Linked DNA regions of Mus musculus: region 1 is linked to region 2. A link is a contact called in ENCODE POLR2A ChIA-PET data. All regions are on one chromosome and are shown on one strand. Each heading gives the region's core, a stretch centred on a gene start or an enhancer-like site at or near the end of the contact. The rest is flanking DNA. Distances are from core to core; before and after follow the strand shown.

Region 1 (2,937 bases), core at 124-2,623, 180 kb after region 2:
TTCTTAAAAGGAGTTGTTCTGTTTTGTTTTGTTTTACTCCAGGGTTAGTAAGTCTCAGTTGCACTAAGCCAGTAGATTCAATTTTGATTTTTATTTTCTTGCCATTCTATATTTTACTCCTCTCCATACCCAACTCCAAATGGCATGCTTATCTTGTCTCACCTTTGCCTTGACTGTCCTTTCTAGCCTGAATCTTGGAGGTGAAAGAAAAAAAATCCAGAACTGACCGTTGTCTTTATCTCGCTTGACTCCCATTTTCACTCAATTCCAAGTAATTCTTTTTTAAAAAAATTTTAAAATTTTTCTATTTTTTATTTTTTGGTTTTTCGAGACAGGGTTTCTCTGTATTTCTCTGGCTGTCCTGGAACTCACTCTGTAGACCAGGCTGGCCTCGAACTCAGAAATCCGCCTGCCTCTCTGCCTCCCAAGTGCTGGGATCAAAGGCGTGCACCACCACTGCCCGGGCCCCAAGTTTGTTTGTTTGTTTTTTTGAGACAGGGTTTCTCTGGATTTCTCTGTGTAGCCCTGGCTGTCCTGGAATTCGTTCTGTAGACCAGGCTGGCCTCGAACTCAGAAATCCACCTGCCTCTGCCTCCCAAGTGCTGGGATTAAAGGCGTGCGCCACCACCGCCCGGCTTGCTTTTTTTTTTCTTTTTTTCTTTTTTTTTTTTTTAATTTAGGAAACGCACAAGTCTCAAGTGCACCGGCTCTGTTTTTCCTAAGATAAGGTTCACAAACAGTATTACTTGGGTCCTTTAGAGGACTTTCACAATCCCACCGCTCATTCTATTCAGGTACATTGGATTAAGCATGCAAAGATCAGATGCCTGTCTCCTTCAATGTTTGGGGTGATCAATTTACTTGTGAGTCTCTAGGTTCCTAGTCTGGACTGCACTGGTGCTGAGCCGCAGGAAGGTCAAGTTCAAGTTGTCCGCCGTAGCAGACACCCACACCCTGGAGGGTCAATGCAGTCCCCAGTACTGCACAGTTTGCCTTCTTTAAGGTGTCTGCCCTTCTAATCCGCAGGTCCAGGGCGTTTCAAGGCCACAGGAAGGCGCTCGGGGCAACTGCCTCCCACCGCCCTGGGCTGCTTTCTTAAGGAGGGGTGGGCGGGGACGCCGCCGCCGCTGCTCTTCAATCTCAGGCAGGCTGCTTGCCGGGTCTCGAGCGGACTAGAGGCTGAGAGTCGGCCTCCCGGGGCCGCAGCGCGTTTCCGCCCGCCCCTCCCCCAGCAAACAGGAACCAGCACCGTCCCGGGTCCCGCGCTTCTCTGCTGCCCTCCACCGGGGGGACTGCCTTTTATAGACACTCCGGCCAATGAGCGCGCTCCTTTTCCTCGGCCCGCCCTCCCAGCCAATCGTCGCTTCCCTGGTGTAATCTTCGGCTCCTCGGCTGCTCTCGGCGATCTTCGCTGTTGCTGGCTTTTTCAGGAGCTGCTCGCTGGCAGCCCGAGACGCTGCTGCTTTTTTTTTTTTTCCGGGTTCGGAGCCATTCCGGATGCTTTAGGCTGCCGGATGTCTGATCTCCGGATAACTGAGGCGTTTCTGTACATGGATTATCTGGTAGGTGCGGGGCGCCGGCGGCATGTCGCCTCTCGGATCTCGCGGTGGCCCATGGCCCCCTGCCTGGAGCAGCAGCCTCTCGGCTTTCTTTCTTTGGGATGGGATGCCTTGGGTTGCTTTCTCCCGGGGCTGGCTCTGAGGGGCGGCGGCGGGGGGAGAGGACGGGCTGACAGGTAAAGGCGCGGAGGGGACCGGCGGGACTGCGGGAGATGGGGCCACGCTCCGCGCGCCTCTCCGCGCTCCCGGCGCAGGACTTTCTTTCCGGGGAAGCTGGAGTTTTCCGCTCTCCTCTTAGCAGAACTCCAAGAGCTATTAAAGAGCCATAAGCAGAATGGCTCGCTAAGTGCCTGGCAGGTCCGGTCATTTGGTCGTTATTAGATCTCTAAAGGAATGACCTGGGTCGTGGCGGGATTTTAAAAACACATTACCAGAAAGTAGACTGGACTAAACCACATTGCAACCCGGCCTGAGCAGGATTGGGCAGGGACAGGCATTGCCCCGCGGCTGTGGTTGTGGTGCACGCCGCTTTTGTGCATGGTGTGCATGGTTTGGCAATCGGTTTGAGATCAGCCCCGTGCTGGGAAGTTTAGGTAGGAAAAGTTTTTTTAGCACAGCGCTGGAACGGAACACTTAGACGTGTTTCTAGAATTGTGCAAGCCTCGTGTTTTCGTTCCAGAAATTGTATTTCCACAGAGCTGCCTGTTTGTGGTCAAGCAGATCCTTTTTGACATGAACCGTGTTCGATCCTGCCCATTTTCTGCGTGGATGGTGTCAGAACGAACGGCTGTTGCCATGCAGTGCTGAAGTAGAGGGTTAGAAGTGTTGGCCCTTCTGTCATCCTGTAGGACACATGGTTTTTCCACTGCAGATTGGCCTAGCAGAGATTTGTCAGTGCCTTCTAGGAATTACACTTAAGGCTGTACGGAGAAAGACCGAATACTTTCCAGACCAAGAAAGAGAGGGCTGCGTTGTAACGTTACCAGTGTATGAGGGTTTATTCAGGTGTGTAGAAACTGGCAAGGATGGAGACCAGTTAGTGCGCGACCTTGAGAACAGAGCCGAAGTCAGAGTCTCAGTTGAATTTTGGTTTTGCTGTCTATGTATTCATGGCAGTGACTTCTATCTTTGTCATAAAGGGGTGTTATCGCTGCGCCAGGTTAGGTGGGCTATCTGTGAACATTCTTTAAGCGTCCTTGTAGGTTGATGATTCTCAAATATGTCCAGGAGGCTATTTTGAAAGTTAAATGGTTGGTTGATTTGTAGTTTACCCATATCATGCTATGGCTATGTCTTGTAATCTGCCCCACAAAACGCCAGTTTGCTGAGAAAAAAAAATTACCAAATAAGAAGAAAGTATAGGGCATCTTACCTGTAC
Region 2 (2,970 bases), core at 332-2,831:
CAGCTCAAAGGCTTGGCTGAGACCCCGGAAGGACTGGCCCACCTTCTGATACTCCTTCTTGAAGCCAGTCACCTGCTTGCGCGCAAACTCGTTGGCGGTGTGGTTGAGCTGCAACGCACTGTCGTCCATCTTCTTGGTGAAGCATTTGAAGCCATCTATCTTGCTCTCCACCTCCTGCAGGTCCAGGGCGGCGGCAGGTGGGGTGCTCAGAGTGAGGAAGAAGTTGGCGCCCACCATCTCATCCTTCTCAGCCTTCCGCTTACCCTGTTTCCAGGCCTTCTCATCAGTGCTGCTGGGGCAGGTCAGGAAATGCTGGAAGACGTCGCACTGCGCCAGCACCGGGTGGCTGGCCATGTGGTTCATCCACCAGATCAGACCCTTCCTGCGTTTGGAGATGAAGTCCTCTTCGAAGCGCCCGGTGGCCTGCTTCTCAGGCAGATGGGGCACCGAGATGACTGGGAATTTCTCCGCCAGGCGCGCATACAGCCAATCGAAGTGCTTATAGCGCCTGTGCACGGGCACCTGGGTATGCGTGGGCACCAGCTTGTAAGAGATGTAGCTCTTCATGCCCTTGAACTTGGTCTGCTTGGTGGGGTCGTCGATGGTGCACTGGAAGGGGTAGGGGTTCTCCTGCCACTCGGGGCCGTAGGGACCCAGCACCACGCACAGCTTGTCCCCATCCTTCACGAAGCCTGACGCCTCTCCCAGCACGAAGGCCTCCCCGCCCGACTTGACGAAGGTGGAGAAGCGATTGAGGTTGCGGCTCACCGTGGCCGAGCTCTTGGCTCCAGACGCTTGGTGCGCCGGGGGCGCCGAGACGCCGCGGGAGCCCAGAGACAGGTCCGAGCGGGTGGACAGGCGGTAGCGGCCGGCCGCACCGCCGCCCGCCGACGACGAGCCGTCGAGGTCCGGGTACGCGCCGCTGCCCAGCGCGCCTGGCTCATCGGCCACCGTGGAGCTGTCGTCCCACTCGTCGTCCCAGTCATCGTCGCTGCCCAGGCTGGCCTGGTATCCACCGTAGAGCTGCTGGGGCGACGGCTGCAGGGCGCCCCCGCCGTAGGGAAAGCCGGCGCCCGGCGGCTGGAAGGAACCGGGTGACGCCTGCGGCTGCAGCAGCGGCGGGAAGGCGGCGGGTGGCGCGGCGGGCAGAGGCTCGAAGCCGCCGGGCGGCACGTTGGCGTAGCGGGCCGGAGCTCCCGGGCCGCCGTCGGCCGGAGGGCCAGGCTCCGGCGCACGGATCACCTGCACGTAGGAGGCCGGGAAGAGGCCGCGGTCGCCGCGGCTGTTGATCCCTTCGAGCCAGCCCTCGATGTCCTGCTCGCTGCACAGGCTCAGCACCTCGTGCTCCCGCAGGGAGATCTCACCGGGGTTCTCGGACTTAAAGTCGTAGAGCGCCCGGGCGCGCAGCGCCATGGTCCCGAGCCCGGCGCCCCGAGCTCGGGCCGGTCCGAGGGCCCCTGCAGTCAGGATCCCCCCCCCGAACGCCGAAGGGAAGCCTGGAGGGCAGCGCACCGGTCCGCTCCCCGCTCCGCTCTCGCCCTCCGTGCAGCTCGGCTCGGCTCGCAGCAGCGACTGCAACTCGGGGCCGCCGCCGGCCGGGGGCGGGGCCCGGAGCGCCCACGTCCCCAGCAGAGCTAATCCATTGCCGAGAGCCGCGTGCCAGACGAGAGCAAGCGACGGCCGAGCAGCCGTGCCTGCGCCGACTCTGCGGCCGCCGCTGCCACCTTGTGGCGGCTACGGAAAAGGCGCGCGCTTGAGTGACCACGTGGTGGGTGGGAGGCTTTCAGAAGTGAATTATCTGAAATTGTTTAGATTTGTACGTTAGAAAATGTGGGGTAGGGTTTTTTTTGTTGTTGTTCTTTTTTTGTTTTTTGTTGTTTTTGGGGTTTTTGTTGTTGTTGTTTTTAAATAGATTATTTATATCTACGATAGCCAGCTGTTACTTCTCAGAGTAAATGCTCTTAAAATGACCTTAACCCAAGCTTGTAATAAAGGCGTTCACAAAGAAGATTAGCTGTTGCACTGATAAGTACGTCTTTGCCAGGGTTAATGTGTAGTAACTCACAAGATCCTCATCTTGTCACTAAAGGTGCGGTTCCCTTCCTTCCTGTACTCTCTGATCTTGTACACAAGGAGTGGAGCCTGGAACAAAGCTGGAATTCGGGAAGATCCTTGTTTGACCAGAGGCAAGGGTGGTGCAGGGAAAGAGAGCTGAGAAGTCTCCAGTGAACGTGCAGAGTTGGGTGCTAGCACACGTGCAGCGAATGAAAGCTCAGGCTTCAGGGCCCAGGGCGCAGGAGCCAGGCTCGGTTCTGGCTCTGACTGGCTGTATGACCTTGAGCCTGTCACTTGCGCTGTCCTTATCTCTGAGAGTTTGTGGATTGTGTGATAATGGCTTTCTTATCTTACAGGTGACTGAAGTGAAATGCTAATATACTCGGTAAGCACTGTCCACTTGTTGGCTGCGGCTGTTATGAGGGGAAACGCGATCTCTGGCCTCTTTTCTAAGAGAGAAAGAAGGGTCCTAGAACTAGTTATAACTAGAGCTGTCATAGGTGTGGTACGCAACAGGCTTACAACTTTACACTTCCTCCTAGGTCATTGACAAAACCTCTCCTTTTCAATAAATTTATGTTAAGTAGATCAAAAATCACTTCCTGAGAGTTTAATAGACGTATGTCAATATCCCGTGGTTGCCTTGTTTCAAATCTTTTCCTTCAATATGTAATTTGCCCAAGGCTTATTTTCTCACGCTCCGCTTACTGAGTCTAGCCTAATCCTTTGAGGATACCTCTAACTGGAGTTCTACAGTCACGTGTCATGAATTTCCGCCTGCCCTCTGACCCCTTCTATGGCAATCCAGCAATCAGACCAGAAGATTCCATTCTCCTAAGCACGGCAGCTAACTTAGCATCCTGTTCAAAGCCACTAACGAAAGTACACCACACTCGGCACCCGCACTGGGCCTCC

The links. ChIA-PET counts read pairs that join two places held with the same protein, here RNA polymerase II (POLR2A).
Region 1: POLR2A ChIA-PET joins it to region 2 with 14 read pairs in embryonic stem cell. The contact joins the promoter of Arl15 here to the promoter of Snx18 in region 2. POLR2A ChIA-PET finds 5 or more read pairs at or near these places in 3 of 5 experiments (Patski and embryonic stem cell).

The regions. Positions count from the first base shown.
Region 1 is chr13:113,793,135-113,796,071 of GRCm38, forward strand. Arl15 (ADP-ribosylation factor-like 15) reads left to right here and starts at 1,374. Exons shown (of 5, transcript NM_172595.4): 1 at 1,374-1,562. The coding sequence starts at 1,515.
Region 2 is chr13:113,616,983-113,619,952 of GRCm38, forward strand. It overlaps Snx18 (sorting nexin 18), which reads right to left and starts at 1,582. Exons shown (of 2, transcript NM_130796.4): 1 at 1-1,582. The coding sequence starts at 1,413.